Regions from separate parts of the Homo sapiens genome. Here all the other regions are linked to region 1. The links are chromatin contacts, found by Hi-C or POLR2A ChIA-PET in ENCODE. All regions are on one chromosome and are shown on one strand. The core of a region is the stretch at or near the end of the contact, and the rest is flanking DNA. Distances in the headings are between cores, read along the strand shown.

The links. Hi-C counts contacts between places; a loop is a spot of excess contacts on that map. ChIA-PET counts read pairs that join two places held with the same protein, here RNA polymerase II (POLR2A). Pooled maps may share reads with other maps.
Region 2: a loop to region 1 is called in a pooled map, with 2.5 times the contacts of the local background. The contact joins two enhancer-like sites. A Hi-C loop is called at or near these places in 1 of 168 maps with a recorded cell type or tissue (chondrocyte) and 3 of 50 pooled maps. POLR2A ChIA-PET finds 5 or more read pairs at or near these places in 5 of 52 experiments (AG04450, OCI-LY7, activated B cell and 2 more).
Region 3: a pooled map shows a loop between it and region 1 (2.6-fold over the local background). The contact joins two enhancer-like sites. A Hi-C loop is called at or near these places in 2 of 50 pooled maps. POLR2A ChIA-PET finds 5 or more read pairs at or near these places in 6 of 52 experiments (AG04450, MCF 10A, OCI-LY7 and 3 more).

Annotation. Positions count from the first base shown.
Region 1 is chr9:110,020,566-110,023,557 of GRCh38, reverse strand. The region is part of intron 7 of PALM2AKAP2 (PALM2 and AKAP2 fusion); the gene reads right to left. Among named protein-coding and RNA genes, the nearest start is that of C9orf152, 190 kb to the left of the region's middle. Within about 2 kb of position 1,542, at least 2 of the 41 ENCODE cell types and tissues checked have a DNase peak (open chromatin) inside an H3K27ac peak, as active enhancers do.
Region 2 is chr9:110,128,144-110,131,135 of GRCh38, reverse strand. The region is part of intron 7 of PALM2AKAP2 (PALM2 and AKAP2 fusion); the gene reads right to left. Among named protein-coding and RNA genes, the nearest start is that of C9orf152, 79 kb to the left of the region's middle. Within about 2 kb of position 1,560, at least 2 of the 41 ENCODE cell types and tissues checked have a DNase peak (open chromatin) inside an H3K27ac peak, as active enhancers do.
Region 3 is chr9:110,100,148-110,103,139 of GRCh38, reverse strand. The region is part of intron 7 of PALM2AKAP2 (PALM2 and AKAP2 fusion); the gene reads right to left. Among named protein-coding and RNA genes, the nearest start is that of C9orf152, 110 kb to the left of the region's middle. Within about 2 kb of position 1,499, at least 4 of the 41 ENCODE cell types and tissues checked have a DNase peak (open chromatin) inside an H3K27ac peak, as active enhancers do.

The DNA of each region.
Region 1 (2,992 bases), core at 293-2,792:
TGGATCATTTGAGGTGGTGAGTTCAAGACAAGCCTGACCAACATGGAGAAACCCCGTCTCTACTAAAAATACAAAATTATCCGGGCGTGGTGGCACAGGCCTGTTAATCCCATCTACTCAGGAGGCTTAGCAGGAGAATTGCTTGAACCCAGGAGGTAGAGGTTGTGGTGAGCTGAGATGGCGTCATTGCACTCCAGCCTGGGTGACAAGAGCGAAACTCCATCTCAAAAAAAAAAAAAAAAAAAAAAAAAAGAAACCACAATGAGATACCATCTCACACCAGTTAGAATGGGGATCATTAAAAAGTCAGGAAAAAACAGGTGCTGGAGAGGATGTGGAGAAATAGGAACACTTTTACACTGTTGGTGGGACTGTAAACTAGTTCAACCATTGTGGAAGTCAGTGTGGCGATTCCTCAGGGATCTAGAACTAGAAATACCATTTGACCCAGCCATCCCATTACTGGGTATATACCCAAAGGATTATAAATCATGCTGCTATAAAGACACATGCACACGTATGTTTATTGTGGCACTATTCACAATAGCAAAGACTTGGAACCAACCCAAATGTCCAACAACGATAGGCTGGATTAAGAAAATGTGGCACATATACACCATGGAATACTATGCAGCCATAAAAAATGAAGAGTTCATGTCCTTTGTAGGGACATGGATGAAACTGGAAACCATCATTCTCAGCAAACTATTGCAAGGACAAAAAACCAAACACCACATGTTCTCACTCATAGGTGGGAACTGAACAATGAGAACACATGGACACAGGAAGGGGAACATCACACTCCGGGGACTGTTGTGGGGTGGGGGGAGAGGGGAGGGATAGCATTAGGAGATACACCTAATGCTAAATGACAAGTTAATGTGTGCAGCACACAAACATGGCACATGTATACATAAGTAACAAACCTGCACATTGTGCACATGTACCCTAAAACTTAAAGTATAATAATAATAAAATAAAATAAAATAAAAATAAAGAAAAAAAAAGAAAAGAATGTGCCACTGGAGGAGGGAATATTTGAGCCAAAGATGTGAATATAAAGAGAGAGGGAGAGCAGGAAGATCAAGGGAGAAGTGAATGAAAGCCAGGGGCTTTTAAAAAACACAGTGCCTGCAAGAGTTGGTCTTTGTTCCAGGAGCCATGGGAAGGCCAGCAGGGCCTTAGCAGAGGGATATTATCAGCTTGATCTTTTCATTTATTTTTTTAGAGATGGAGTCTCAGTATGTTGCCCAGGCTAGGGTTGAAATCCTGGGCTCAAGCAATCTTCCCACCACCGTGCAAAGCTCAACTCAGCTTTTTAAAAAGAAAGCTACAGTATCCAGGCTACAAGTAGACCGGATAAAGAGGGCAAGAATGGGTACAGAGAGAGACACAGTGAAAGACAATGCTAAAAATGAAACTGAAGTTAAGAGTAAGAAAGTCTAGAAGGCAGGGGAAGCCTGAGGCTTATTCAGTGTTGAAATGGGAAGTAATCAAAGGGCACTGAATAGGGAAGTATCCAAATCCTGCCTCAGATTGGTTGGACAACTGGAGAGCCAAGAGCAATAGTAGGGCTCACATTGCCACCCCCAGACTGCATTAGTGGTGTGCTAAGACAAGATTTTCTGAAACTAATCATGAAAGTTACTTGGAGCACTTATTAAAAATGCTAATTCTCAAGCCCAGGTCTTCTGAATCTGAATTCTGAAAGATGTCTGGCAAGCTGTGTTATTGTTGTTTTCTACATTGCTGCAGGTGATTCTCAGGGTCAGGCATTTCAAGAAATACTGATCCATACCTGTTTTTTTTTTTTTTTAAATTCAATGTCTGGACAAGCAACAAAACAGAATAGGATATAAAATAGAAGCTATTCTGAGATACAGCTACCCTTTTCTTCCAGTGAAGGATGATAAATATAGGCTGAAAAAAGTTAGTGGTTCTCCCAAAACAAGAACAGGTAAAAAACAATTTATAAGGGTAAGTAGAGTAAAATAAGAAAATTATGTGGATCTTCGTAATATTGGTTTATCAGCCTCTATGGCATTTGCACTCAAGAAGCATAGGTGTGATTCTTGGCAGAATCTGAGTGCATTCATTTCCCAGGGTTGCCATAACAAACTACCACACACTTGGTGGCTTAAAACAACGGAAATTTATTTTCTCACAATTCTGGAGGCCAAAAGTTCCAATTCAAGGTGTCAGGAGGGCTGCACTCCTCTCCCTCCAAAGGCTCTAGAGAAGACTCCTTCCTTGCCTCTTCTAGCTACTGGTGGATCCACGTGTTTCTTGACTTGGGCTGCATAACTTCAACCTCTGCCTCAGTCCCCTTACATGGCCTTCTGTGTATATGAGTATCCTCTTTTGTCTCTTATAAGGACATGTGTCATTGGATTTAGGGCCCATCTGGTAAATCCAGGATGCTCTCATCTCAAGATTATTAGTATTATTTTCTGAGACAGAGTCTCACTCTGTCACCCAGGCTGGAGTGCAGTGGTGTGATCTCAGCTCACTGCAACATCTGCCTCCTGAATTCAAATGATTCTCGTGCTTCAGCCTCCGGAGTAGCTGGGATTACAGGCGTGTGCCACCATGCCTAATTTTTTTGTATTTTTAGTAGAGACAGGGTTTCACCATGTTGGCCAGGTTGGTCTTGAACTCCAGGCCTCAAGTGATCTACCCACCTCAGCCTCCCAGTGCTTGGATTACAGGCATGAGCCAACGTGCCCAGCCAAGATTGTTAATTGTATCTGCAAAGACTTTTTTTCCAAATAAGTCACATTCACAGGTTTATTAGTCCATTTTCACACTGCTGTAAAGAGTTACCTGAGACTGGGTAATTTATGAAGAAGAGAGGGTTTTTTTGTTTTTTGTTTTGAGATGGAGTCTCACTCTGGTCATGCAGGCTGGAGTGCAGTGGCGTGATCTCAGCTTACTGCAACCTCCACCTCCTGGGTTTAAGCAATTCTCTTTCCTCAGCCTCCCAAGTAACTGG
Region 2 (2,992 bases), core at 311-2,810, 110 kb before region 1:
GTGCTTCTGGAATTAGTTTAAATTACATTCCAGGGTCTGACAACCATCCTAAATGGGAATATAAACTCAAGGGATGGTCATCTAGGATCCAATGAGAGATCCCACGCCCCACAGGTGGCTTCCTCCAGTACTTAGCTCCCTTTAACTCCCAAGAACCCCTGAAGCTTTGCTAATTGGCATAATTAAGGTGAGAAATAGGTTTTCATTAGTGAAATTAGTGGCCTGTCAATTAGCATAATGAATGTTAGAAATCCGTGAAATTGGTGGTGTTCAAATTTGTGGATTAGAGATCTTCCTCACCCTTTCATAAAGGGGATATGCCAATAGAGCGAACCCTTTGGTTTATACACCCTTAGGGATGGTGTTTGAGGTTTGAAAACTAAACGATCTTGTTTCTAGCCTTTGGCTCAGGGGACTTCGGTTGCTTACCACCCACTAAAATGGTAACAGAATCCTGTCTTCATAAAGTTGCCACATCTGTCTTCAGGCAAGGTGGGGTTGGAGCATCTAGAAATTTAGGGAGCTGAGATTTCCTCATAGCATTTTTTATAAATGTTTATTCAACTCAAGTCTGTATGAGTGCCAGAATTTGGTCCCAGAGACCTGTGTTTAACATAACCTGGTAGCCAGGCTGCAACTAAAGTCGCCTTTATTTACCAAAAAGTGTTTAATAGTTTTGCAAAGCAAATTAGCGTGGCTTAATTTACAACACAGGTGCCTATGTCTCCACCTAAAGAATGCAGGAAATGTGGTAATTCAGAGTTTAGCGTCCAAAGACCAGAGTCTGGGGTCATTTCTTGGCTCTACCTATAAAAGTCCTACCAGACTTTTTGTAATTATGGAATTCTGCTGAGAACAGAACTCCTTCATAAGCAGGACTAATAATATCTCCCAAATCTGTTTTGAGAATTAAGTTAGAAAATGTACTTAAAAGTACTATGTAAACTGTAAAACGGTTAATGCAAATGTTCACTATTATTAAGCCATTTTACACTGAGGTTTAAATGACAGGTATTATATTCTTTCTGGCAGCAGACTGATTTTCTTTTGGGAAAAGAGCAGGAGATTTTTAGAAGAAAAGAAATCAAGAAGAAAAGATGAAAGAAAAAAGGCCCGGGAAAGACTCAAAGTCAGAATCTATGGCAGCTCTAATCTCCCTAATCTTTCCCCAACCCCAGATCCTTACATGTGAATTTTAGTTGAAGCTGAACACGACTAGGAAGATACAGTTGTGCTGCAACAGAGGGAGTAATTTCACAAAATGTCCTTAAAAGTTAAGTCCTGAAATGCAGTAAGTAGAATGAGCAGTCAAGAACCACCCAGACCTGGGGCTCCAGTCACATGGGAAGCAGAGGAGGGGTCACACATTGGTTAAAACAGAACCTGGTCCATCTCCACAACTCAACTAGCCAAGTAAATGTACAAGTGAATGAGACAGCCCTGACAAGCCTGTCCTGTGGGCATGCTGTAAGTGTGGCATCCCCATTTTCTGGTTGACACATGTCTAATAGCTTATCATTTCACAGTACATGCACATACATATGTCAGCTGATGCTTGAAAAATGGCCCTCTGTTAAGTGGGAAAGGCATGAATTTTATTTCAGTCTTAAAACTTCAGAATAAGAGGTATAGAGAAATAGAGGGACGTTTCCCAAGATCACCTGCCTAGTAAGTGCCCTAGCCAGGATTTGAAGGTGGGTTCTTCTCATTCTATCCTGATACATCAAAATGGAGTCTCAATATTAGGAGGCTTTTAAAATGACATGGGAAATGGTAAGAAGAGTGGATGGATCAAAACAGAGTTAGCTTGGCTTTTTGGTTGATCTTTTGCTTGCTTGAATCTCTACAGATGATGTGAGACTCACAATTTAGCTTTAAAAGTCGATGATCCCTTTACCTTCTTTATTCAGTCTTGGTCAGAAATAGATGAACTCCCTGGAGAGTTAACTCTCTGGAGACGTATCTGTTGCTCTACGTGTCAGCTAGAAATGTGACTTCTTGCACGGTCTGGGGATTTCACCCTCTGGGCTGGTCTCTGAAGGGGTTCTGTTTCCTCTGGCCACTTGCCAGAGGTAAAATATTAAGATCCCATGTCCATGTCATTATGATGGACACTGTGGGAAAAGGCTGCAACTCTTCACCAACACCACAAGTGAGATTCTAGAAGCCTGTTTACATTTGCACAGAAAACACAACAGCAGGGCCCTGATCCCTGCCCCACTGGGCATAGACACCCATGTGTTCTTTCTGCCCAGGGTACCTAGGCCTACAGCTAGGCATGTCATGGACAGAAATAACTTTAAGGAAGTGCATTTTCCTTAGCAGGTCTGCCTGAGCCCAGGCGGAGAGCAGAAAGGTGTCCTTCACCACAAGGACAATGTTCACTGTGTTCACAGCCTCCCCTCTGCCCCACCATCCTCAGGCTGTTAAAGCTCGACAGTGTGCCTAACCCATCTCGACCTCCTAGGCTCCTAGCCTAAATGCACAGTGTGAACCAAATTACTCAAACATCAGGCTGTACAACCAGGTTTCTCTGCTTTGAATAACCCAGATTACTTCCTACTAAAGCCATGACATTTAAATTAGAAATGCTTTTCTCCAGATAATAGGTGACCCGATCCTTTAATCCAGTTATTTATAAGTTCCACCAAAAATATAAACTCACTCTTGGCCTAGGAACAGAGGCATGGCTATAAAACAAAACTTCCTCATAGCTGTGAAATCAGAGAGTATCTCCGTTTTCCCTTCTCATCCTGCCTCTCTTTTGTAAGTCACGTTTTCAGTGCGCAGGACGCAATGACAATCATGATGAAGAACTGGTTCCACGAGCTATGTGTGGCTATCTTTAGAGAGGTTCTTCCTAAATTTTTAACTTTCTGGCTAAGTCAGGATGTCTCCAGCATGAAGGCAAATGCAGAAGGGGTGAGGGTGGGATGGAAGGAAGTGCACCTGGCTGGTGGATGATGCCCAGAAACCTAAAAGATGCCCACAT
Region 3 (2,992 bases), core at 250-2,749, 80 kb before region 1:
AGGAGAGTTTGGGCTACTCAGGGAGGTCAGGGGAGGTTTCCATGAGGAAGGGAAAGCTGAGCTGCCCTCTGAAATCTGGGAAGTGAACTAAGTCACAAAGGGTGGGTAGAAGGCTGTTCCAGGCAGGAGAACCAGCATGCAGAAACCCTGAGATGGGAGTGAAAGAAGTGAGGACAAGAGAGGACAATTAGCAATTGAAGCTGAAAATGCAGAGCACACACAAAACTGTCCTGCAGAGGCAGAAAGAGGCTGGGATGTGGCATCACTGGCTTCGGTGGCTAGGATGGGGTAAGGGGCTCGAGGAGGAAGAAGAGTCTGAAAAGGCAGATGGGGCCAGATCATGTAGGTTTGGGTCTTAAATTTTAAGTGTCATTGAAAGAAAGCATAAGGGATTGGGCTGGGGAATGACGTGGTCTTGTTTTTCTGTCCTAATAGTGACTTGCTGGTCTACCTAAGCCTCCACAAGTCTAGGAGTTGAGCATCTGTTTCACTTGTACTGGGCCCTGGCAGTGCCCAATGGGGAGGGGAGGGGAGGGGAGGAGTGGAGAGGAGGAGAGGTCCAAGCAAGGACTTTGGGATAACAACTCCATGGCCCCAGAAAAGCCAGGCCTAAACTAATTTATTTACTTTTGAATGTCTCATCTTTTTTTCTTGGCTTAATCTTTCAAAATCCAGCTCTGGAGGTAACACAAACAAAAAACATACAAGGTCAACAACACTGGAGGACAAATATATTCTCTGCTTGATAAAGTTTATACTCTAATATTTAATACATATTCATAAATCCCTGTATTATTTCTGAACACATTACATCTAACAGCTCAGTAAATATTGTCTAGAATACAGAAGTAAGCCTAATCCCATTAAGCACTATTCCATTAATAAGGATATTCCTGCTTTAGATGGTGTCAGATTAGCAATGGAGGCTGAAAATGCAGAGGAGACACAAAGCCGTCCTACAGAGGTAGAAAGAGGCTGGGATGTGGCATCAAGATCAAACCAAGATCAAAAACTGGTTTCAAATCTTGGTTTTGCACCTGTTCACTGTTAAGACAAGCTGCTGGACCTCTTGGAGCCTCAGCTTCCTTATCCGAAAATGAGACAAGAGTGTGGTCCTTGGAGTGTCACAGTGCTAAATGAGATCACATATGCAACATGCACAGTGCAGTGCCCATCAGCAGCAGCTCTCATGGTGGTAGACGCATTGGTGGTGGCAGGAGTAATCTGGGAAGACATCCACAGCTCCTTGGGGACCAGTGATCCAACAGGCTGCCTCGTAAGTGGGTCATATGTTATATCCAAAAGGAAAGGGAACAGTGAAAAGGAAAATGTTTCATACAGAGGATTTCCCAGATTAACCTCAGCTGAAATTCCCTTACTTACATTTGAAAGCATGCAAGCAGCTGCAGATGGTTTCAGGCTGGCCCACAGAAGCCAGCTGTGTTTCCCCTCCAGAGAGGCCGTGGGAAATGACAGCAACAGCTGCCCAATGATGTCCAGTGAAAAAAGGCGGCCGCTGTTTGCACCTGAAAGCACGTGGCTTTCTTTGTCTGCCTTGGCCTGGGTTATCCATGGAGATGCGCTGATACATTTCCCTAACCTCTACTTGTCTTTCAGCCCCTGAAAGCGTGTGACTACCTTTGTCTGCCTTGACCTGGGCCATCCATGGAGACTTACTGATATTAATATATTTCCCTAACCTCTATTTGTCTTTCAAGCAGATCAGAAAGTAATGAGGGAGAGAGATTAACTCCCAGCAAAGGTTCTGGCTACACTGATGGGAGTAGGTGGCTAAATTTCTGGACATCCACCCTTGGACACTCAGGAGTGGAGTGGAGGGTGCAGGACCCCAAACACACACAGCAAACCTCCCAGGAGCAGCCCCACATCCTGCGTGTCTTTTTAAAATTTCTGTTTTGGCAAGTTTTGATCCCTAACAGGAGAGAAAAGGCTGAAGCGGGGATAAGACCTGGTAAAAAGACACACACTTGTGCAACGGACCCCAGATGCATTGCAGAGGCTTGGTCTCAAGACCAAGAGCTTCAAATCCTAGAAGCTCTCAAGGGCTTCAAATCCTAGAAGATGTTCACTCTAATCTCTATTCACATTTATCCTATTCTAGATTTCCAGAAAAAATCTGAACATCACTTTGATACCAGGAGGCATCCCATCTTGGCTCTGGGAACATTCTCCTCCAGGCACTCACCTCCCCGGAAGCCACCCTTGGCTCACTCAGCAGAGGCCTCAGACTCTTGCTGAATCCACAGACCAGAATCTTCAAGTCAGCTGGGGGAATCCACCCCTTTTCCAAGTTGAGGGGGGTTTGGGCCAATGTCACATGTCTTTGTCATGTGCCCACTGTAAGAATATCCCAGGAATTGTAGTAGTTATCCAGAAGGATCTCTACAAAGACAGTTGACACAAATTCTAAACACAATCCCCCTGATGCAAAAGAGCCCAGCTGGCCTTCAAGGGGTCGGAGAATAATTTGGGGTTGTTACATATCAGAAGCCAGGTGACATGGTTTCCTGCCTTTCTTAGATACAAGGAGCTTTCCATCTGGGACATAGCAGAGGACTGGCCGTTAAGCCTTCCATTTCCAGTGGCCTTTCTCAGACCCCTACCTCACCCCATGTACACAAAGGCCTTTGTGGGGGAAGGGAATCACCATCTTATAGGAACCAAAACCTGAGCCCATTTTTCATTAAAGGCTTTTGCATTGCTATGATAAGCCACCTCTGTTGCTTCCCCTATGTGACCAAGAAAAGACTAGGTTCAGAGACAAACGCTGAAACATGTAGACAGATATCAGCTTCCTTCTAGAAGTGCAGGGGGTTGCTGCACGTGTTGTTACCACTGTCTCAATCTTCCAGGACGGCAGCAAGGCAGCCTTCACCTTTTCCTAAGCCCAATAATACCCATGCTGCCTTTTTAAACCTTTGCTTGGGTTAAGGTTGAATTTCTTACCCTTCATAAATCAGATGTATAATAG